Regions from separate parts of the Homo sapiens genome. Here region 2 is linked to region 1. Evidence: chromatin contacts called from ENCODE Hi-C or POLR2A ChIA-PET data. All regions are on one chromosome and are shown on one strand. Each heading gives the region's core, a stretch centred on a gene start or an enhancer-like site at or near the end of the contact. The rest is flanking DNA. Distances are from core to core; before and after follow the strand shown.

The links. Hi-C counts contacts between places; a loop is a spot of excess contacts on that map. ChIA-PET counts read pairs that join two places held with the same protein, here RNA polymerase II (POLR2A). Pooled maps may share reads with other maps.
Region 2: a pooled map shows a loop between it and region 1 (5-fold over the local background). The contact joins the enhancer-like site here to the promoter of PSMB10 in region 1. A Hi-C loop is called at or near these places in 2 of 168 maps with a recorded cell type or tissue (B cell and Ramos) and 8 of 50 pooled maps. POLR2A ChIA-PET finds 5 or more read pairs at or near these places in 4 of 52 experiments (CD4-positive, alpha-beta T cell, H1, PC-9 and 1 more).

What each region holds. Positions count from the first base shown.
Region 1 is chr16:67,931,912-67,939,170 of GRCh38, forward strand. It overlaps PSMB10 (proteasome 20S subunit beta 10), which reads right to left and starts at 4,939. Exons shown (of 8, transcript NM_002801.4): 1 at 4,783-4,939; 2 at 4,487-4,574; 3 at 4,304-4,401; 4 at 4,052-4,192; 5 at 3,671-3,786; 6 at 3,509-3,567; 7 at 2,886-3,037; 8 at 2,595-2,760. The coding sequence starts at 4,838. The coding sequence ends at 2,649. RefSeq lists enhancers at 3,509-3,708, 3,859-4,048, 4,339-4,618, 4,869-5,118.
Region 2 is chr16:67,501,246-67,508,504 of GRCh38, forward strand. ATP6V0D1-DT (ATP6V0D1 divergent transcript) reads left to right here. Exons shown (of 4, transcript NR_184227.1): 4 at 2,780-5,158. Among named protein-coding and RNA genes, the nearest start is that of AGRP, 21 kb to the left of the region's middle. RefSeq lists an enhancer at 3,483-3,592. Within about 2 kb of position 3,291, at least 13 of the 41 ENCODE cell types and tissues checked have a DNase peak (open chromatin) inside an H3K27ac peak, as active enhancers do; they include B cell and CD4-positive, alpha-beta T cell, where a contact is called at or near this core.

The sequences.
Region 1 (7,259 bases), core at 3,689-6,188:
TAAAGCTCCAGGCCTGAGGCCAGGCCAGCTGTGTAGACTCAGCCCCCTCCCACGCTCCAGGCAAGACAGGCCCTTTAGGCCAAGGTCCCCTGACCGAGACCTAGACTTATCAGACAGAGCCCAGGTGTGAGACTCACCTCTGCCACCTCCCAAAGCCTGGCCTCTAATTGGCTCCCAGAACCACCTCCCATTCCAAATGTTGAGCCCTCGGTACTGAGGACAGATGGTTAAATTAGGTCTATAGTGACAACCTGGTGGCTGGGATCACAGGAGTCACCCAGGGCTAACAAAGGCACCAGGCTTTCAGAGAAGGCCGCTCAGCGTCCAGGGTGTTCTGACTGGTGGATGGAATGCTCACTGCGGTCAACTTTGCTGTGAAGGGCCAGGGGCTGTGAGGTTCTGGCAGGCTGGGAGTCCTAACACATCATCGCAGTGGTTCCTCGTCCATTTGGAACAGGAGTCACAGGTCTGCTCAGAGATGGTGACTCTCCCACCAGCACGTGGTTGAGTTGTACACAAACTCGCATTTGTCTGGCGCTGAAGCCTCCGCTCTTAACAATGAGATGATACTTATGAAGGGCCTGGCATTTAGGAGGGCAAAGTGTGAGCTCTTGGTGCCTGGCCGACCGTGGACTGAGGCTGCAGGTGGAGAGTGACAGACATCAAATCTCTGCCACCCTCTTTAGGCCTTGGGGCTCCCATGGGCAAGCCCCTGGTGTCTGTAGCCCATTTGTTACTGAGCTGCAGACCAAGCTTGAAGGGAGAAGACACCCTGTGTGCAAAGTTCCAACAGGTGCATTGGCTGGCGGCCTTCTGGGAGTGTGAGGGCTTTAACTGATTCAAGAACAGATCAGGGCTGGGTGTGGTGGCTCACACCTGTAATCCCAAAACTTTGGGAGGCAGACGTAGGAGGCTTGATTCCAGGAGTTCGAGACCAGCCTGAGCAACATCATGAAACCCTGTCTCTACAAAAAAAATTTTTTTAAATTAAGAAATGAGCTGGGTATGATGGTACACACCTGTAGTCCCAGCAACTCAGAAGGCTGAGGCAGGAGGGATCACTTGAGCCCTTAAGTTCAAGGCTGCAGTGAGCCATGAGTGCACCACTGCATTCCGGCCTGGGCGATGGAGCTAGACCCCATCTCAAAGAAACAGCATCAGCCAAAAAATGAGATGAATTGGCTGGGCACGGTGGCTCACGCCTGTAATCCCAGCACTTTGGGAGGCCGACGCGGGCGGATCATGAGGTCAGGAGATCAAGACCATCCTGGCTAACAGGTTCAGTAGAAACCTCGTCTCTACTAAAAATACAAAAAAAAAAAAAATTAGCCGGGCGTGGTGGCGGGCACCTGTAGTCCCAGCTACTCGGGAGGCTGAGGCAGGAGAATGGCGTGAACCTGGGAGGCGGAGCTTCCAGTGAGCTGAGATTGCGCCACTGCACTCCAGAGCCTGGGTGACAGAGCGAGACTCCGTCTCAAAAAAAAAAAAAAAAAAAAGGAGCGATGAATTAATGGATAGAGGGATGAATAGATGATAAAACAAATATAACAAAATATTTGCACTCCAGAGCCTGGGTGACAGAGCGAGACGCCGTCTCAAAAAAAAAAAAAAAAAAAAAAAAAGGAGCGATGAATTAATGGATAGAGGGATGAATAGATGATAAAACAAATATAACAAAATACTGTCAGGTCTGTGGTGACCTGACAGTATAAGGGTATTCAATATACAACTCTTTCTACTTTTCTGTTACATTTACAAATGTTCATTAATAGAATGTTGGGGTGCAGGGAGCACACTCAGCGGCCTGGGGATGTGCAGCCCGGCATAGACCCTCCCTGGGCCCTGGGTAGACTCTCCCTGACATTTCTGAAGCTCCAGCGGAGTTCAGCCGTTCTCGCTGAGGACAGGATGCTCTTGCTGGCACCCAGCAGCCAGGCCTGAGACTCAGCAGGGGCCCAGCAAAGGTTTGTTGGAGAAACGTGTCATCTCTCCCCATGTGAGTCCTGTGACCCTTATTAGCCTGGAAAACTTGGAGTCACAAGCCCAGCATGTGCAGACAGAAGACGAGCTTCACGTGAGCAGTGCAGGCATGCCTCGTCATCTAAGGGGTGTCACAGGTAAAGATGTTGCGAGGTTGAGGAGTGCTTGGTGAGAACTTGCCTTGGAGTCAGGGAGCGGCTCCTCTTGTCAGCACTTTAGCCCTCAGTGGGGCCTGTGGGGGCCTGATTGAAAGGTATGAGCTTTGTCCTGGGCCACTGAGGAGCCATGGAAAGTCTCTAGGAGGGGGTAGTACATGGGGTATTTCATAATTTACAAGTCTCCAGTGGACTAGAGGGCAAGAGCAAGACAGTGGAGTGGTGGGGGAGCCTTCAAGTGTGGAGTCAGAAGGAAGGTTTGGGTGGAGACCAAGCCTGCAATGCTGGCCAGGGCTGGGGTTCTGGAGTTGTAGGTGCCTGAGGTTATGGGTGAAGGGCATCTCTTAGGCCAGACACTAGAGCTATGGTAGGTAATGGCCCCTGCAGGGACGCCTTAGCTACAGAGCCCTGCTGGCTGCCTGCCCACCCCATTCCACTCAAGAATGACACAGCCATCTGTTTAACTGTATTTTCTGGGTTTATTCCCCCTTGTTCCAAGCTCTAAGCCTCAGCTTACTCCACCTCCATAGCCTGCACAGTTTCCTCCACTAGCTCCAGGGTTAGTGGCTTCACTGTCTGGGTCAGGACAGCTGTGGTTCCAGGCACAAAGTGGTAGCGGCCAGACCTGGGAGGGAGGAGGGACAGCCTCTGAACATGGGCCTGTCATGTGGCCCATCCCCTTTTTGCAGCCCCCTATCTCCCCTGCTATAGCCCCACACATCCCTGTGGTCCCCGATCTCCAGCTCTCACCTCTTCACGGGCTCTGTGGGTGAGCTCAGTGTCCGCAGCAGCTTGGCGCCAGTCTTTGTGATCACACATGCGTCCACATTGCCCCCGGAGCCCAGGTCACCCAAGATCCCGGCGGTGACGGCTTCCACCAGCAGCCCCTGAGCAGCCTCCAGCTGCGGTGATGGGTGTGTGAGACCTAACGGGCTCTCTCTGCTGTTAACTTAGGCTACAGCCTGGGGACTTGCCTGTCCACTTACCCAATCTGGTCTTGCCCTCCAAACCCCCACTGTGTTTCTCCCTCTGAGCCTTAGCCACCTCTGAGGCAACATCACCTGCTTCCATCCCACCCCAAACAAAATCTAGGCTCCAGACGTTGATATAAGTAGGACCCTACTGGTCCTTCTCTCCGCCCTCGGCTCCTAAAGATCCTCTGTGAGCTTCGACTTCTCCCAGCCGTGCAGGCTTTGGTATTGGACGGTGTTATGTCGGGACCGCACTTCTCTGCCCTTACTCCACTCACCCTTCAGTGGTCACCTCCTCCGACAAGCCTTAGCCACCCGCACTGGGCCAGGGTCCTGTGCTCCCCCAGCTCCCGGGTGCACATCCCACCAGCGACCACAAAGTCGGGGACAGAGGCCGCTCACCGTCATGTTCGGCTGGAACCGGTCTTCTAGCACCGCCAGGGCCGCGTCCTGACCAGAGCCTGAAGGCAGGAGAAGCATCTGAAGTCAACCGCTGCGACGCCGTTTGGAGTGAGGCCAAGGTCACAGGGGCAGAGTTCGAGGAGAAGGGACAGAAGCGCTCACCCAGGGCTGTGAAGGGCAGACGGCTGTAGGAGCCATGGGGATGCACACCGTAGAGCTGCGGTCCAGTCAGGTCTACGCCGCCCACGATCAGCGATGCACCCACGTGGCCCTGGTACCTGCTCGAGGATGGGCGGGGTCGGCCACAAGCTGGGGCCTAGGCCCCACCTCTCTATGCCCAGCTCCTAGGTGCTATCCCCGCCCCTTCCTGTGGGCTGGCGCCCGATGACTGACATCGCCTTTTCCTGTAGCCCAGGTTCTCTTGGGCCGGCCTCTTCCGGTCACCTGGCCCGTCGCGGTCCCGCCCTTCTTTCTGTCCCGCCTTCCAATGGCCCCAACCCCGTAACTACCCCTGCCGGGGTCCTGTTAGCCCTGCCCCCGCACCTGAAGAGCGTCTGGCGCAGGATGCGAGTGACCGTGGCCACGCGGGGCTCGCGGCCCGTAGATAACGCGTGTAGCTCCATCTTGGACGCCACCATCCGTGTGGTCATCTCGGCGTCCGCGGCTACTCCAGCCCCACAGCAGCTGAGGCAAAAGGGAGGATCGGTGTGGGCAGGGCTGGGACGTGCGGGGACCGGAGTGGGAACGAGGGGGCCGTTCTTTTTTGCGTACGGGAACTGGGCTCGGGAGTCTCACTAGATTTTGGGGGCGATGAAGTGGATCTTCTCGCAGCTCTTGTCCGCCACGACCGAATCGTTAGTGGCTCGCGTATCGGCGCCCAGAATGACCCCGTCCTGAGGAGAGGGAGGGACCGCAGCTTCAGTGCCTGCTCGATACTCTCGGCTCCCCTCCAGCTCCCCGTCCCTCCCCGCTGCTCACTTGGAACACCAGGCCCGCGATGGTGGTCCCGGTCTTGCGTGCGTGAGGGACCTTGAGCCCCGGGAGGACGCGTTCCAATGATGCATTTCTGGAAACGGAGGAGGGCGCCCATGTTTCGGCTCTGCTTTCAAGACCCCTGTTGCTTCCCCTAACCTGGTCCCCGTCTCCCTCATCTTCCGGGGTAAGCCTGGAACCCAAGTCGACCAACACACCCTCCCCCACCCCCAGCCAGGAAAAAAGGCCACGAGCAAGCAGAGGCGGCTCAGGAGTGACCGCCCCCCGCGCCCCCGCTTCACCTTTGGCAGTTCTCGAAGGAGAAGCCCCCTCGGGGCTCCAGGGCTGGCTTCAGCATCTTGGGGCAGGCAGAGGGGATTAGGGGTCGCGGGCGGATGAGTCGGCCAGACAAGCGGGGCCAGTGAGCAGCTAAAAAGTCCTCTGCTAGGCTTCACGTCTGTACTTCCTGCTTTCGCTTTCGCCTTTACCCTTCCTCAAAGGCCCGTGGCGGTTTTCTGCATCTTGTCTTTCACTTTTGGCTTCACTTGTGGCTCTGAGCATTTGGGGAACCGGGTGATGTCCCTTGCTGTGCCCTCTGTGCTGCTCACTGGGTACTCTGTTGGATAGAGGGACAAATCTCTTCCCTTCTGGACTTGTTCAGGTCCTCCTCCCCCTCCATCTGAGCCCCTTGCTCTTACCCTAGCCTCAACTCTGACCTCCAGTCCCAGCATAGTAAAGCTCTCAGAGCCTTGGCCAAGTCAGCATTGTTGCTGGCCACCCAGTAGCATCAGGCATAGCTGACTTTTGTTCCTTGTCACCTTTCTTCCAACTCTTGCCTCTTTTGTTGCCTTTACTCCTCTGCAAAAACCTCAAACAGAGGCTCAGTCCTCAGTCACAGGGACCCTGGTCTTTCCATCTTCCATCTCAGGTGCCATCTTCCCTCTCTCAAGAGGGCACCATGGGTGTTGGGTTCCACTCATGGCCAAGCCTTGTTATTTCACCTCCCCAGTGACCTCTTGTCTGCACACATCCTTTTCCTAGCACTTCTAGTCTCAGCTAGCATCCTCTCCCACCTGGACATTGCACTGGCCTCCCTGGTTACCTTGCAATTCTTGCCCCCCGCCCCCCGACCCCCAGGCTACTCCTTACCCTGCAGAGAGCGGGTCTTTCTAAATTGGAAATCTGGTCACATTCTTTCTCTGGTTTAAACCCTTCAGCAGTCTGGGCCTGGTGGCTCACACCTGTAATCCCAGCACTTTGGAAGCCCAGGAGTTCGGGGCTGCAGTGAGTATGGATCATACCATTGCACTCCAGCCTGGGCAATAGACCCCGTCTCAAAGGGGGAAAAAAAAGACTTGGGTTTGAGGCTAAGAGCAGCACGCAGCTGCCAAAGGGTTTATCTTAATTTTTTTTTTTTTTTTTTGAGATGGGGTCTTACTCTGTTGCCCAGGCTGGAGTACAATGGTGTGATCTCGGTTCACTGGAACCTCTGCCTCCCAGGCACAAGCACTCTTCCACCTCAGCCTCCTGAGTAGCTGGGACCACAGGCACACACCACCATGCCTGGCTAATTTTTTTTTTTTTTTTTTTTTTTGGTAGAGATGGGGTTTCACCGTGTTGCCCAGGCTGGTCTTGAACTCCTGAGCTCAGGCGATCCACCCTCCTCAGCCTTCCAAAGTGCTAGGCTTATAACCATGAACCACTGTGCCTGGCCTATTTTACGGTTTTTTTTTTTTTTTTTTTTGGACACAGGGTCTTGCTGTTGCTCAGGCTGGAATGCCGTGGCACCATCTTGGCTCACTGCAACCTCTGCCTCCCAGGTTCAAGCAATCCTCCCACCTCAGCCTGCCTAGTAGATTTGACTACAGCTGTGGCTACACCTGGCTAATTTAAAAATAAATTTTTTTTTTTGAGACGGAGTTTTGCTCTTGTTGCCCAGGCTGGAGTGCAATAGTGTGATCTTGGCTCACCGCAACGTCCACCTCCCAGGTTCAAACAATTCTCCTGCCTCAGCCTCCCGAGTAGCTGGGATTACAGGCATGCGCCACCATGCCCGGCTAATTTTGTATTTTTAGTAGAGACGGGGTTTCTCCATGTTGGTCAGGGTGGTCTCAAACTTCTGACCTCAAGTGATCCGCCCACCTCGGCCTCCCAGAGTGCTGGGATTACAGGCATGAGCCACCGCACCAGGCTAATTTTTAAAATTTTTGTAGAGATGAGGTCTCACTATATTGCCCAGGCTTGTCTCGAACTCCTGGGCTCAATCAAGTCAAACCCAAGTCTTTTTTTTTTTTTGAGACGGAGTCTCGCTCTGTCGCCCAGGCCGGACTGCGGACTGCAGTGGCGCAATCTCGGCTCACTGCAAGCTCCGCTTCCCGGGTTCACGCCATTCTCCTGCCTCAGCCTCCCGAGTAGCTGGGACCACAGGCGCCCGCCACCGCGCCCGGCTAATTTTCTGTATTTTTAGTAGAGACGGGGTTTCACCTTGTTAGCCAGGATGGTCTCGATCTCCTGACCTCATGATCCACCCGCCTCGGCCTCCCAAAGTGCTGGGATTACAGGCGTGAGCCACCGCGCCCGGCCGAACCCAAGTCTTTACAGTGGTCCATTACTCTTCTTGTCACTCTGACCTCAGTGTAGGCACTGCCTCCTCTGGGAAGTCTTTGCTGACCTGAAAGGCTCAGCCTCTTGTGCTTCCTAAGCTTTTCTCAGAGCATTTAGCTTCATTAGTAATTAAACTTCCATTAGTGAAATGATCTGATTAATGGTTGTCACTCCC
Region 2 (7,259 bases), core at 2,041-4,540, 430 kb before region 1:
GTATGAACTGGTAATGGAATAAAATAGGCCGGGCGCAGTGGCTCACATCTGTAATCCCAGCACTTTGGGAGGCTGAGGTGGGTGAATCACCTGAGGTCAGAAGTTCAAGACCAGCCTAGCCAACATAGCAAAACCAAGTCTCTACTAAAAATACAAAAATTAGCCAAACATGGTGGCACGTGCCTGTAATCCCAGGTATTCAGAGACTGAGGCACAAAAATCGCTTGAACCCAGGAGGCAGAGGCTGCAGTGAGCCAAGATTGCACCACTGCACTCCAGCCTGGGGGACAGAGTAAGACTCTGTCTCAAAAATAAAGCAAAATAAAATAAAATAAAATAAATCGTCATTGTATGATGATACATTTGGTACTCCAAACTATCAAGTTGTGGCCAGGTGCAGTGACTCATGCCTGTAATCCCAGCATTTTGGGAGACCAGGGTGGGTGGATCACCTGAGGTCAGGAGTTTGAAACCAGCCTGGCCAACATGGTGAAACCCCTTCTCTACTAAAAATACAAAAATTAGGTGGGCGTGATGGTGTGCACCTGTAATCCCAGCTACTCAGGAGGTTGAGACAGGAGAATGGCTTGAACCTGGGAGGTGAAGGTTGCAGTGAGCCGAGATCACACCACTGCACTCCAGCCTGGCGACAGAGCAAGACTCCATCTCAAACAACAACAACAACAACAACAAAACTATCAAGTTGTAACTTCAAAACTGAAATTTATTTATGTATTTATTTATTTTGAGACGGAGTTTCGCTCTTGTCACCCAGGCTGGAGTGCAATGGTGCGATCTCAGCTCACTGCAACCTCTGCCTCCCGGGTTCAAGCGATTCTCCTGCCTCAGCCTCCCAAGTAGCTGGAATTACAGGCCCCCGCCACCATGCCCAACTAATTTTTGTGTTTTTAGTAGAGATGGGGTTTCACCATGCTGGCCAGGCTGGTCTCAAACTCCTGACCTCAGGTGATCCATCTGCTTCGGCCTCCCAAAGTGCTGGGATTACAGGCATGAGCCACGACACCCGGCCCAAAACTGCAATTTATAGTGCACTGAGCAGCAAAGAAAAGTGACGAGAGCACCACTTACGATCTCTGTTCCAACAACTCGACTCTGCTGTTGGAACCCAAAAGCAGACACAGGCACCATGTAACAGATGAACCAGGCTACATTTCAATAAAACTCCATGTCTGCACACTGAAATTAGAATTTTAGATAACTTTAATGTGTCACAAAATAGCCTCCATTCGATTTTTTTTCATTGTGGTTCACGCCTGTAATCCTGGCCCTTTGGGAGGCCAAGGCAAGAAGATGACTTAAACCCAGGAGTTGGAGACGCAGCCTGGGCAACATCAGGAGACCCTATCTCTACAAAAAAAATTTTAAATTAGCTGAGTGTGGTGGTGCGCACCTGTAGTCCCTACCCTTTGGGAGGCTGAGGCAGGAGGATCATTTGAGGCCAGGAGCTCACTGCACTCCAGCCTGGACAACAGAGGGAGACCATATCTTGGAAAAAGAGAGAGAGAGAGAGAAAAAGAGAGATGGAGGGAGAAGGAGAGAAATGTAAAAACTTTAGAAAAACTTCAGTGCTTCTTAGTTGGTTTAAAAAAAAAAATGCCAGGCATGGTGGCTCATGACTGTAATCCCAGTACTTTGGGAGGCCGAGCAGGCGGATCGCAAGATCAAGAGATTGAGACCATCCTGGCTAACACAGTGAAACCCTGTCTCTACTAAAAATACAAAAAATTAGCCGGGCATGGTAGCGGGCGCCTATAGTCCCAGCTGCTCAGGAGGCTGAGGCAGGAGAATGGCTTGAACCCTGGAGCCGGAGCTTGCAGTGAGCCCAGATTGCGCCACTGCACTCCAGCCTGGGCGAGAGTGCAAGACTCCGACTCAAAAAAAAAAAAAAATCCTTGGGAGGCTGAGGCTGGAGGATCCCTTGAGCCCAGGAGGTTGAGGCTGCAGTGAGCTGTGATCCCACTACTGCACTCAGCCTGCATGACAGAATGAAACCCTGTCTCAATCAATCAATCAATAAGGCCGGGCACAGTGGCTCACGCCTGTAATCCCAGCACTTTGGGAGACCGAGGCGGATGGATCATTTGAGGTCAGGAGTTCAAGACCAGCTTGACCTACATAGTGAAACCCTGTCTCTACTAAAATACAAAAATTAGCCAGGTGTGGTGGCAGATGCCTGTAATCCCAGCTACTTGGGAGACTGAGGCAGGAGAATCGCTTGAACCCAGGAGGCGGAGGTTGCAGTGAGCCAAGATCACACCACTGCACTCCAGCCTGGGCGACAGAACAAGACACCCTCTGAAAGAAAGAAAAGAAAGAAAGAGAAGGAAGGAAGGAAGGAAGGAAGAAAGGAAGGAAGGAAGGAAGGAAGGAACCATTCTTGACTTGTGGGTTATACAAAAACAGGCAGGGTTCCACTCCTGGCACTAGGTTTGTTCTTGTGTTTGTTCTCTGTTCAGGGTTATGCCACGCAGAGGGTAGGAGGGGAATTAGTCCATGGTTATGTGTCCTCACAGATGACCACTGAGAAGGCCACCATGCCTAGTCGTCACGACTCTAGGCCCAGCAACTTGCTGAAGACTCTGCAGTGCTGGGGACCCAGGCATTTTTGTGAGGCTGTCCACACCCTATCTGCCTGTGAGGACTGGGCAGTCCATCTGGGGGTCTGGCTGCCTCTCCTGCGTGCTGCTGGGAGGCTAGGCCTGACTGTCATTGCTCTACGGCCACATCCCCAGCCACGCTCTTCTTTTTCTTCTTTCAGCCAGAGGGAGCCCTGAATTCATGCAGAGGAGTTTTTCTACCTTCCATCTGCTTCTGCATATCATCTTGTCTACTTAATGCCCCTCCTTCCGGATTTATAGAACAGTATGCATAATATGACCCCAACTGCATTCCAAAAAATAGATGTAGATGTAAGCTTAGAGATGCAAAGAAACTTTTTGAGAGAATTCACTATGCTTCTCGCGGGTGGTGACACAGTTCAAGGAGGTTCCATGGGGTGTAATGTTTATCTTTCTCTTTTGTCCTTCTGATCATTGAAATGATGCTTTGTGTGTGTGAACATGTATTACTTTTATAATTAAAATAGAAAAATTAATTTGAATGGGACAAATGCTCGAAGTCAAAGTCACCTGTTATAACTGCTGTCACTAACAGGGCAACTGTTTGAAAATGCTGCAGAAACATGAGAAATGTTCATGAAGTGACCCTGTGGAGGCTTCCGGTCACAGGATCATGTGAGCGCCACGATCACCCCAGGGGTGGAGCAGATGCTAAGTGTTCACCACACCCAATTCTCTTCCTGGACACACAGGAAGATGACATTTCCAGTGACATGCCCCACCTCTAGGCCCTAGTCTTTTTTTTATTTAAAGGTCTGAGTCTTGTTCTGTCACCCAGGCTGGAGTGCAGTGCTGTGATCATGACTCACTGCAGCCTCAACCTCCTGTGCTCAAACAATCCTCCCACCTCAGCCTCCCTAATAGCTGATGTCATATAGGCATGAGCCAGTGTGCCTGGCTCAGGCCCTACCCTTAAAAGCATCCCACCTGATTCACCAGCCCCCTTCTCTCTCTCAGTAAACTTGGAAACCACGCATTCCAGATGGTATAATTTACAGCATGATGGAAAAAGCCAGCTCTCCATGGGAAGCTGGCCAGTCTTCATTGGAGTACATTTTTATTGCATGAAGCCAATGAGACTTGATATTGTTTAACTCTGTGGTTTCCAAAGTGCGGTCCTTTTGAAGTATCCATAAAGTCTACACTAGGTTCACGGTAATATTAAGATGTTATTTGTCAGCTGGGCACGGTGGCTCACGCCTATAATCTCAGCACTTTGGGAGGCCAAGGCAAATGGATAATGAGGTCAGGAGTTTCAGACCAGCCTGGCCAACATGGTGAAACCCAGTCTCTACTAAAAATACAAAAATTACCTGGGTGTGGTGATGCATGCCTGTAATCCCAGCTACTCAGGAGGAGGCTGAGGCAGGAGAATTGCTTGAATCCGGGAGGCAGAGATTGCAGTGAGCTGAAATCTCACCACTGCACTCCAGCCTGGGTGATGGAGCAAGACACTGTCTCAAAAAAAAAAAAAAAGATATTATTTGTCTTTCATGAGTGTACAGTGGGATTTTCCAGAGGCTACATGACATGTGTTTTTTTATTTTGTTTTTTATACTGACAGAGGGGTCTTGCTATGTTGCCCAGACTGGTCTTCCAACTCCTGGCCTCAAGTGATCCTCCCGCCTTCACCTCCCAAAGTGCTGGGATTATAGGTGTGAGCCACTGCGCCTGGCTGTTTGTGACATGTGATGTTGAAACAGGTTGAGTATAGAAGCAGATATGGGAATTAAACCAGAATATTAAACCAGACATTGAAGAGATTTGCAAAAAATACAAAACAATACCACTGTTTTCACTTTCTTTTTGGTTTGGAAAAATGTAGTTATTTTTCATTAAAAGTATGTTGTGTTGGCTGGGCACAGTGGCTCATGCCTGTAATCTCAACGCTGGGAGACTGAGGTGGGAGGATCACTTGAGATCAGGAGTTCGAGACCAGCCTGACCAACATAATGAAACCCCATCTCTACTAACAATATAAAAATTAGCTGGGCTGGCTGAGCGCGGTGGCTCACGCCTGTAATCCCAGCACTTTGGGAGGCCAAGGCGGGCGGATCATGAGGTCAGGAGATCGAGACCATCCTGGCTAACATGGTGAAACCCCATCTCTACTAAAAATACAAAAAATTAGCTGGGCGAGGTGGCGGGCGCCTGTAGTCCCAGCTGCTCAGGAGGCTGAGGCAGGAGAATGGCGTGAACCCAGCGGGCAGAGCCTGCAGTGAGCAGAGATCGCGCCACTGCACTCCAGCCTGGGCGACAGCAAGACTCCGTCTCAAAAAAAAAAAAAAAAAATAACTGGGCTTGGTGGCATGCGCCTATAATCCCAGCTACTTGAGAGGCTGAAGCAGAAGAATTGCTTGCACCTGGGAGGGGCAGGTTGCAGTGAGCCAAGATCGCACCACTGCACTCCAGCCTGGGCAACAGAGCAAGACACCTTCACCTTCTCAAAAAAAAAAAAAGTTGTGTTAACATGTAATGGTTTCATGATATCATTTTAAATAAATTAATAAACATGTAAACATTTTCTCTGTTTTAATTTCTCACATGGTAAATATTAATGGTGTGAACCAAAAAGTGACTGAGGCATCTCAATCAATTTAGAGGTTTATCTTGCCAAGGTTGAGGACACGCCCGGGGAAAAAGAGACACAAGTCACAGTACGATCTGTGTCCTGTGCTTTTTCCAAAGAGGAAAGAGGCAGCAGGAGGGGAGGGAGGAAAGGGGAAAAAAGCGGGCAGGAGGGTAGGCAGGGCGGCAAGTGGTGACATTGTTGTGAGGCTGTGATTAGCAGCTCAGTGACTCTACATTTTATATGTGAAAAGGGGTCGGGGGAGTCAACTATGCATTGTCTCGGGCTTAGTAGATCTACATTTTACATAACTAAGCCTGTGAAATTACAGCTGTCCGTTTGGGAAAGGAAGGCAGTTTTTGTGGTTCCCAAGCTTAACTTTCCCTTTGACATAATGAGTTTGGGGTCCCAAGATTTTATTTTCCTTTCATAATAGATATAACCAACATGAACAAAATTCTTTAGAATCCTCAAAAATACTGAAGAGTGAAAAGACGTCATGAGACCAAAAGGTTTGAGACCCTTTGCTCTGTGACAGCTAGCCACCCTGGGACAGGCCGTTTCAATCTGGAAACACACATAGTACCTCAATTATGGGAAATTCTCTCTCTCTGTCTCTTTTTTTTTTTCTTTTGAGATGGAGTCTCGCTCTGTCACCCAGGCTGGAGTGCAGTGGCGCGATCTGGGCTCACTGCGACCTCCACCTCCCGCGTTCAAGTGATTCTCCCACCTCAGCCTCCTGAGTAGCTGGGATTACAGATGTGCACCACCACATCTAACTAATTTTTGTATTTTTAGTAGAGACGGGGTTTCACCATGTTGGCCAGGCTGGTCTCGAACTCCTGACCTCAAGTAATCCTCCCACCTTGGCCTCCCAAAGTGCTGGGATTACAGGCGTGAGCACGGCACCCGGTCCCTTTCACTTTACACTTTCCATTACTGTCATTTTGCTCTACTTCCTGGAGATTTCTTCAACTCTATTTCCAACCCTTATATTGAGTTTCTCACTTCTGCTATCATATGTTTCGTTTTTCAAGGCTTTAACATTGCTCTCTGGAATTTTTTTCCCCCTTTTATTCCTGAGGCATGCTGTTCTTGCTTTATGGATGTAATGTCTTCTCTAATATCTCTGAGAATATTAATGCAGAATGTACATTTCCTCTGATTTGTTATTGTTGTTTTCATCTCTGCTTACCGTGTTACCTTTATTTCTCTAATATCTGCTGATTATTGGTTTTCTCCTTATATAGAAGAGTCAGGCCCTAGAAAACTGATTGGCAGTAGTAGGCATTGAGTGGGGCTTGTGCACAGTTTCAGTGTCATAGTGAGTGGTCATTTCCTTTAGAACCTCCTTCTCCACTCTGCTCAATGTCAATGTCAATGTGTTTATTATTTTCTCTTGAGGTGTCTGCCAATCTCCTGCCTGCAGGTATACTCTGGCTGCTGGCATTCTAGATCCTTCCTAGAGAAGAAGAGCAGTGCCTACATATTCAGTATATAAACTTCTCTGTAATCATTCTGCTTTTCGGATGATAATCTGACTCCTAACTGCCTGGTGCTCCCCAGTCTAGAGACACTCTATTATCTATCATCTGCTGGTGTGGGAGAAGGGCAGCACCATCCGGGTTGAGTTGAGGAAGGGATCTAGGGTTCAGCCACTTCTTTCTTTAAAGTAATTTTTTTAAATTGTGATTTTAAAAAACAAAACTTACCATTTAACCATTTTTAAGCGTATGTCAGTAGCATTAAGTACATTCATAATGTTGTATACCCATTGCCACTATCTACTTCAGACCTTTTTTTTTTTGAGATGGAGTCTCCTTCTGTTGCCCAGGCTGGAGTGCAGTGGTGCAATCTCGGCTCACTGCAAGACACTCCATCTCCCAGATTCAAGCAGTTCTCCTGCCTCAGTCTCCTAAGTAGCTGGAATTACAGGCACCCACCACCATGCCCGGCTAATTTTTGTATTTTTAGTAGAGACAGGGTTTCACCATGTTGGCCAGGCTGGTCTCGAACTCCTGACCTCAAGTGATCCACCCACCTTGGCATCC